2 separate regions of the Homo sapiens genome follow, and region 1 is linked to region 2. The links are chromatin contacts, found by Hi-C or POLR2A ChIA-PET in ENCODE. All regions are on one chromosome and are shown on one strand. The core of a region is the stretch at or near the end of the contact, and the rest is flanking DNA. Distances in the headings are between cores, read along the strand shown. Region 1 overlaps SMTNL1 (smoothelin like 1). Region 2 overlaps SLC43A1 (solute carrier family 43 member 1).

What was found. A loop is a pair of places that touch in the nucleus more often than their neighbours do. ChIA-PET counts read pairs that join two places held with the same protein, here RNA polymerase II (POLR2A). Pooled maps may share reads with other maps.
Region 1: a loop to region 2 is called in a pooled map, with 2.2 times the contacts of the local background. The contact joins two enhancer-like sites. A Hi-C loop is called at or near these places in 6 of 168 maps with a recorded cell type or tissue (Caco-2, Right ventricle myocardium inferior, ascending aorta and 3 more), 3 of 37 single-sample maps with no recorded cell type and 11 of 50 pooled maps. POLR2A ChIA-PET finds 5 or more read pairs at or near these places in 20 of 52 experiments (A549, B cell, CD4-positive, alpha-beta T cell and 14 more).

Annotation. Positions count from the first base shown.
Region 1 is chr11:57,546,515-57,549,989 of GRCh38, reverse strand. SMTNL1 (smoothelin like 1) reads right to left here. Exons shown (of 8, transcript NM_001105565.3): 7 at 3,338-3,475; 8 at 1-22. Among named protein-coding and RNA genes, the nearest start is that of SMTNL1, 11 kb to the right of the region's middle. RefSeq lists enhancers at 1,991-2,050, 2,061-2,130, 2,757-2,826. Within about 2 kb of position 1,994, at least 8 of the 41 ENCODE cell types and tissues checked have a DNase peak (open chromatin) inside an H3K27ac peak, as active enhancers do.
Region 2 is chr11:57,491,870-57,495,756 of GRCh38, reverse strand. SLC43A1 (solute carrier family 43 member 1) reads left to right here. Exons shown (of 15, transcript NM_003627.6): 8 at 1,586-1,764. Among named protein-coding and RNA genes, the nearest start is that of SLC43A1, 22 kb to the left of the region's middle. RefSeq lists an enhancer at 1,323-2,522. Within about 2 kb of position 2,121, at least 5 of the 41 ENCODE cell types and tissues checked have a DNase peak (open chromatin) inside an H3K27ac peak, as active enhancers do.

The sequences.
Region 1 (3,475 bases), core at 745-3,244, 54 kb before region 2:
CTGAGCACAGTCAGCCAGTTTCCTAAGGAATGGGGTGGAATGAGGAGCAGAAGGTCAAAGGTGAAGGATATGGGAGCCAAGGGGATGGGTGCAGGCAGCCCAGCAATGACGAAGCCCATAGGATGGGCTGGGATGTTGGGGCTGGGAGATCATCTAAGCCAATCATCCCATTATATATCTAGATGAGATAACTGAGACCCCAACAGAGTTAAGACAAACCCAGGCCAGGTGCTGTGGCTTCCTTTAGGTAGGTCACAGGATGTAGACAGGTAACCCCAAAGCCAACACCAGTGAATAATTCAATAATGAGTTTTAGGCCAGGCACAGTGGCTCACACCTATAATCCCAGCACTTTGGGAGGCCAAGGCGGGAGGATCCCTTGAGCTCAGTAGTTCGAGACCAGCCTGGACAACCTAGTGAGACCTTTTCAGAGAATGGGAGCTTCTCCAAAAAATAAAAACAAAAATTAAAATAAAAAAAGACTCAAACCCAGCTGGGTCTGATTCCAAGCCCACATTTTCATTGCACTTATTGTCCTCACATGGGCGCAGGACCCTCTGGTCTCTAGTTCTACATTAACCCACCACTTCCACATGCGTATGTATCTGTCCTCTGGAACCGGGGAGCTTCTGTTAGACCAGGCCCCTCAGGAAGAATTTAAAGGGGCCAGGTGTGGTGGCTCATGCCTGTAGTCCCAGCACTTTGGGAGGCTGAAGCAGCTGGATCACCTGAGGTCAGGAGTTTGAGACCAGCCTGGCCAACATGGTGAAATTCCATCTCTACTAAAAATACAAAAATTAGCTGGGCATAGTGGCAGGCACCTGTATTCCCAGTTACTCGGGAGGCTGAGGCATGAGAATCACTCGAACCCAGGAGGTGGAGGTTGCAGTGAGCTGAGATCATACCACTGCACTCCTGCCTGGGCAACAGAGTGATACTCTGTCTCAAAAAAAAAAAAAAGAAAAAAAAAAGATAAAGGACAGAAACCAAATCCTAGCCAGAGTCCTGGCTTGCAGCTGCAGCATCTCCAGGAGCATCACTCATTCAGTCTCTATGTACTTATCAGGAGCCTATTATGTGCCAGGCCCTCTTCCAGGCTCTGAGAATTCATCAGTGAATAAAACCAAAACTTCTGCACTCTCATGGCATAGAAATTCTTGTGGCAGGAGACAGTAAGCAACACACAAAGTAGATGGTACATCAGATGGTGAGAGGTGCTAAGGAGGAAAATAAGGCAGGAAGGGAGACAGGGTATGTTCTTATGTTGGAGGAGATCTGGTATTTTTTATATATTTTTAATGTATTTATTTATTTATTTTTGAGATGGAGTCTTGCTCTGTTGCCCAGGCTGGAATGCAGTGGCGTGATTTTGGCTCACTGCAACCTCTGCTTCCCGGATTCAAGTGATTCTCCTGCCTCAGCCTTCCAAGTAGCTGGGATTACAGGTGTGTGCCACCACGCCCAGCTAATTTTTGTATTTTTAGTAGAGACAAGGTTTCACCATGTTGGCCAGGCTGATCTTGAACTCCTGACCTCAAGTGATCCCCACGCCTCGGTCTCCTAAAGTGCTAGGATTACAGGTGTGAGCCACTGCACCCAGCTGTGGTATTTTTTAATAGGGTGCTCAGGGTAGGCCTCTTAGAGTAAGTCATGTGCACATCTGGGGAAAGGAGTCCAGGCAGAGGAAACAGCAGGTGCAAGGGCCCCGAGGCAGGAATGCTTGGTGTGTTTCAGGAGCTGCTGGCACTTAGCAACAAGTCCTCTTTTTCTAACTTCGCAGCTGCCCTTTGGGGCTCTGTGACACCACTGGCTTTGCTGAGGCCGACAATCTGAGCTAATCAGTGTTGGGACCTCCTGCCCACCTCATGCTTTATCAGGTGCTTCCCCTTGGACGTTCTCATAGACTCCTCCCCTCCATCCTCAGCCAGCAGAAGAGGAAGCGGAGACTCAGAGTGTTTTGGTGGTTTGCCCAAGGCCAAAGTGAGCAACACAACCCCGGGGGCCTGTCTGACACCTCTGGCACCCTTTCTCTGAAGCTGGGTCTCAGCAGTCCCTGCCTACCAAAGCCAGCCATAGGTGCTGGCATAGGAGAAACCAGGGCCCCAGAGGAAATCCTCCCTTGGGGCTGAGACTGCAGGGCCAAAATCCACGCCAGACTGGGAGCTGTGGGAAGGACACACACTGGAGGATTTTGGAGAATGGGACAAGCTCCCTGCAACCAATGCAGTGCCCCATGGTTTTGGGTTAGGGTGCTGTCCCTCTACGTGGGAGAGGCAAAACCTTCATTCCCATTGAGCCTGGGGCGTGGGTGGGGAAGGGCTTCGCCACTGGGGGCTTCGGCATTGGCCACTCCCTCCCCTCATCCCCGGACTCCATGGGAATCGGAGGAGAGTTCTGGAATGGGCAGTGGGGTGTGATGACTGTGGCAGACACTCTTTCCTCTTCACACTTAATCTTCACAACAAGCCCTGTGATGTGGGGCCTCTAGAGAGGTTAAGCCAGCTGGCGAGGGTCACAGAGCTAGGGAGAAGCAGGGAGGATTCAAACCCAGGCACCTCAGCTTCTATTCTCCTCTCTCCTTCTCCACACATCCCCACGACCTCCTGGGCTTTCAGCTGCCTGATGCCTCCTGTCGGCCTGTCTTTGTCATCTGATGACTCCTCCCACCTTCCAGTGGCTCTGCCTGACTCAGAACCAGAGTCCAGGCAGCTGCAGGAGCAGGACAGTTGGTTCACAGCCTGCAGGTCAGGAGCACTTGGTGAGAGCAGAGCTGCTTGCCCTTCTGATATTCACTTAGAGCTGTAAGTCCAGACTGCAAGTTTCCCTTTCATTTTTTAAAATTGTAATTTTTTTTTAAAGACAAAGTTTTGCTCTGTCACCCAAGCTGGAGTGCAGTGACTCAATCATGGCTCACTGCAGCCTTGACTTCCTGAGCCCAAGTGATCCTCCCATCTCAGCCTCCCGAATAGCTGGGACCACAGGTATCCACCACCATACCCAGCTAATTTTTTGATTTTTTGTAGAGATGGGGGTCTCACTATGTTGCCCAGGCTGGTCTTAAACTCCTGGCCTCAAGCGATTCTCCTGCCTCGGCCTCCCAGAGTGCTGGGATTATACAAGTGAGCCACTGCGCTTGACTCAAGCAGAGATTTTTGTCTTTTTCACCCACTGCTGTATCCCCAGGGCCTGAAACAGTGCCTGGCCCTCAAAAAATGTCTGTTGGATACATGAATGTGTGGCACCAGCATCGGTGTAACTGCCTCACTACTCAACCCCTGTGAATCCAGTCCTCGCCTAGGCTCCCATCCAGCTCTGCCAGCCCATGGCTGTGGCTTACTCTGCTGTGGAGAAGGCCAGGGTGAAGTTGTGCCGGCGCTTTGCGGGATCCAGCTCTGCGTAGTCAAAGGCGTCAGGGAAGAACTTGTGGATGAGGGCACAGAAGGCCATACCACTGCTCCAGCTGGAGGAGAAGTTC
Region 2 (3,887 bases), core at 872-3,371:
AAACTGCTGGGCTCAAGCGAACCTCTCCCTCTGCCTCCCGAGGAGCTGGGGTTACAGGCACACACCACCATGCCCAGTTAATTTTTTTATTTTTTGTAGAGACAGGGCTTACTGTGTTACCTAGGCTGGTTTTGAACTCCTGGCCTTAAGGGATCCTCCCCCCTTGCCCTTCCAAAGTGTCCGATTACAGGCGTGAGCCACTGTGCCCAGCCTCCCATGGGTGTTTTTAAGTAATACAGTTGGCACATAACAGGTGGTCAAAACATGGTAAATATTTATTTATTTATTTATTTATTTTTGAGACAGAGTCTCATTCTGTCGCCCAGGCTGGAGTGCAGTGGCATGATTTCAGTGAACTGCAACCTCTGCCTCCTGAATAGCTGGGATTACAGGCACGCGCCACCACACCCAGCTAATTTTTGTATTTTTTAGTGGAGACGGGGTTTCACCATGTTGGCCAGGCTGGTCTTGAACTCCTGGCCTCAAGTGATCCGCCTGGCTCAGCCTCCCAAAGTGCTGGGATTGCAGGCGTGAGCCACCATGCTCAGCTCATGGTAACTATTTATGTGGGTGCAAAAGTAATTGTGGTTTTTGCCATTAAAAGTAATGGGCCAGGCGCAGTGGGTCATGCCTATAATCCCAGCACTTTGGGAGGCCGAAGAGGGTGGATCGCCTGAGGTCGGGAGTTCTAGACCAGCCTGACCAACATGGAGAAACACCGTCTCTACTAAAAATACAAAATTAGCTGGGTGTGGTGGTGCATGCCTGTAATCCCAGCTAGTCAGGAGGCTGAGGCAGGAGAATCACTTGAACCCTAGAGGCTGAGGTTGCGGTGAGCCGAGATCGTGCCATTGCACTCCAGCCTGGGCAACAAGATCAAAAACTCCGTCTCAAAAAAAAAAAAAAAGTAATGACAAATACTGTTTTCATCCTTTCTGGGTTTGGAGGAGATCTGAGTAGGAGGCACCTCAGCAATGGCACTCGATGCCATGTGGTCCCAAAAAGAGGGACATAAAAGAATCAAGCACCCCATCTTTTGTGGAGCCACCTGAATGCCAACTTTTTCCAGCCCCCTGTCAGTTCAGCAGAGGCAAGAGGTGATACTCCACACCAAGCACATAAGGTGACATTACAGAACTGACAGTTATGCCAGGCACTGTACTTAGCCCCTATACCATCCTCAAACAGCTGTATGATGTAGATTGGGTATTAACCCCATTAATAACAAAAGTACAGGGAACAAAGTGACTTTCCAAAGGTCATGCCATTCAAAGGAGGGTGAATCTTAGGTTGGACGCAGGCTGTCTGACTCTGGAGTCTGAGGTGTTAATGCTGCCTCCTCCATGGGAACAGCCCAAGTGAAAAACAGCTGATCCACTCTTCATTTACTTGGCATCTGTGCTAAGCTGGTCCCTGAGCCAAGCTCTGAGCAACAGAAACAGAAGCTCTGCATTAGGAGCTTGTGAGCATGTCAATGCCGGGTAAAGGAGTGCTGGAAACCGCTGGGATGGCCGCCGAGCACTAGGCCGTTGAAGGTGGGCTCTGTGTGACTGGTTCCTCTACACTCTGGCCTGGCTGCCTGCAGGAAGAAGATCAAGCTGAGTGGGCTGGCCCTGGACCACAAGGTGACAGGTGACCTCTTCTACACCCATGTGACCACCATGGGCCAGAGGCTCAGCCAGAAGGCCCCCAGCCTGGAGGACGGTTCGGATGCCTTCATGTCACCCCAGGATGTTCGGGGCACCTCAGAAAACCTTCCTGAGAGTGAGTGTCTGGTCAAGGTGCCGGCCTTGGGGGATAGTGATGGTGGGTCCTCATATTCAGTGAGCACTCATGGTTGAGTATTTATTCGCACCCCTCTTCAGTCCTTACAACACCCCATGATGTAGGTGGGGCATGCTCCTCATTTACAGATGGGCACATCAAAGCTCAGCTAACGCTGGGAAGTTCAGATTCAGGGTTACCCTGCTGGATTCCTGGGATTGGGGAGGGAGGAGCTTCCAAAATGGGGACAAGGTCTCTGGGCCTGTCGGGTAGCTGGTTTCCTCAGGGCCCCTTGCAACCTCTGAGCTTATTGCATCAGGTGCAGCCAGGCCCGTGAGCCTCCTGGCAGGGGTCCTCCACACCTGGCTGTCTTTTGCCCCCTGCTGGTCACAGGAGGAGCTGCAGCACCTGCCTGGGCTGCTTCTCAGGAGGGTACATGAAGATCCCAGGACCGCCAGCTCCATGATAAGTGGAAGGAGCTCCTTGGAGTCAGGAGCGGGAGTTGAGGAGTTTGAGTCCTGCTCTCCAGTTATAGGCTATGTGACTTGTGTAGATCACCTAACCTTGCTCTTGATTTCCTTACCTCTTAAACTAGCACTAAAAGCACCCCACAAACTGTAAAGTTAGTTGTGATGATTGAATGACACCATGGGTGTGGAAGCTCTTTGTAAAGTGCAAAACGGTGTGCAGTTTGAGGGTGGTTACCCCCAGTGCCGATTCTCAGAGGGCAACATGGCTAAGGGCACGAGCTGGAGTTAGGCTGACCTGCTGCTTCCAGCCCTGTGAGCTTGAGCAAGTCATTTAACTTCCTGAGCTGCAGTTTCCTCATCAGTAAAATGTGATAAGGATAGGGTTGTTGTAAGATTTTATTAAATGGGGTAATAAATGTCAAGTATGTAGCCCATAGTGAGTGCTTCAGAGTTTTTTTCTTTTGTTTCTTTCCCCCCCGCCCCGAGATGGAGCCTTACTCTGTTGCCCAGGCTGGAGTGCAGTGGCATGATCTTGGCTCACTGCAACCTCCGCCTCCCGGGTTCAAGCAATTCTCCTGCCTCAGCCTCCCAAATAGCTGGGACTACAGGCGTGCACCACCATGCTCGGCTAATTTTTGTATCTTTAGTAGAGACGGGGTTTCACCATGTTGGCCAGGCTGGTCTCGAACTCCTGACCTCATGATGCTCCTGCCTCAGCCTCCGAAAGTTTTGGGATTACAAGTGTGAGCCACCGTGCCCTGCCAGGTTTTTTTTTTTTTTTTTTTTTGTAAAATAGAGACAGGGTATTGCTGTTGCCTGGGCTGGAGTGCGGTAGTGCAATCATAGTTCACTGCAGCCTTGACCTCCTGGGCTCAAGTGATCCTCCTGCCTCAGCCTCCTGAGTAGCTGGGAATACAGGTGTGCACAACCATGCCTGGCTTATTTTTTTATATATATATATATATATATATATATATATATATATACACAAAATTATATATATTATATTATTATATATTATATTATATATTATATTATTTTTTATATATAAATTATATATATATTTATATTATATTTTATATATATATATATTTTTTAGAGATAGGGTCTTGCTATGTTGACCACCAGGCTGGTCTTGAACTCCTGGGCTCAAGCAATCCTCCTGCCTCAGCCTCCTGAGTAGCTGGGAATACAGGTGTGCACCACCATGCCTGGCTTATTTCATATATATATATTTTTATATATATGTATATTTATATATATAAATATATATATAATTTCTGTATATAAATAAATAAATAAATATATATATATATTTTTAGAGATAGGGTCTTGCTATGTTGACCACCAGGTCTTGAACTCCTGGGCTCAAGTGATCCTCCTACCTCTGCCTTTCAAAGTGTTGGGATTACAGGCGTGAGCCATGGCACCTAACTGAGTTATTTTTACCACACGAAGCATAGGACATACATCCAAAAATGTTCTGAGCTGAGCAAGAGCCTGGAGGCAAGTGAATCTGAACTTTCCCGTCTTTGAAGAAACCAGTCTCTCTCCAAAGTCACATAGTTAGTGTCACTCCCCCCAAGAACTGCATGAGCTGGGACAATCAGAGGGCAGTGGAAGGTCTGGGGCTCAGGGGCGCCCCCTGCTGTC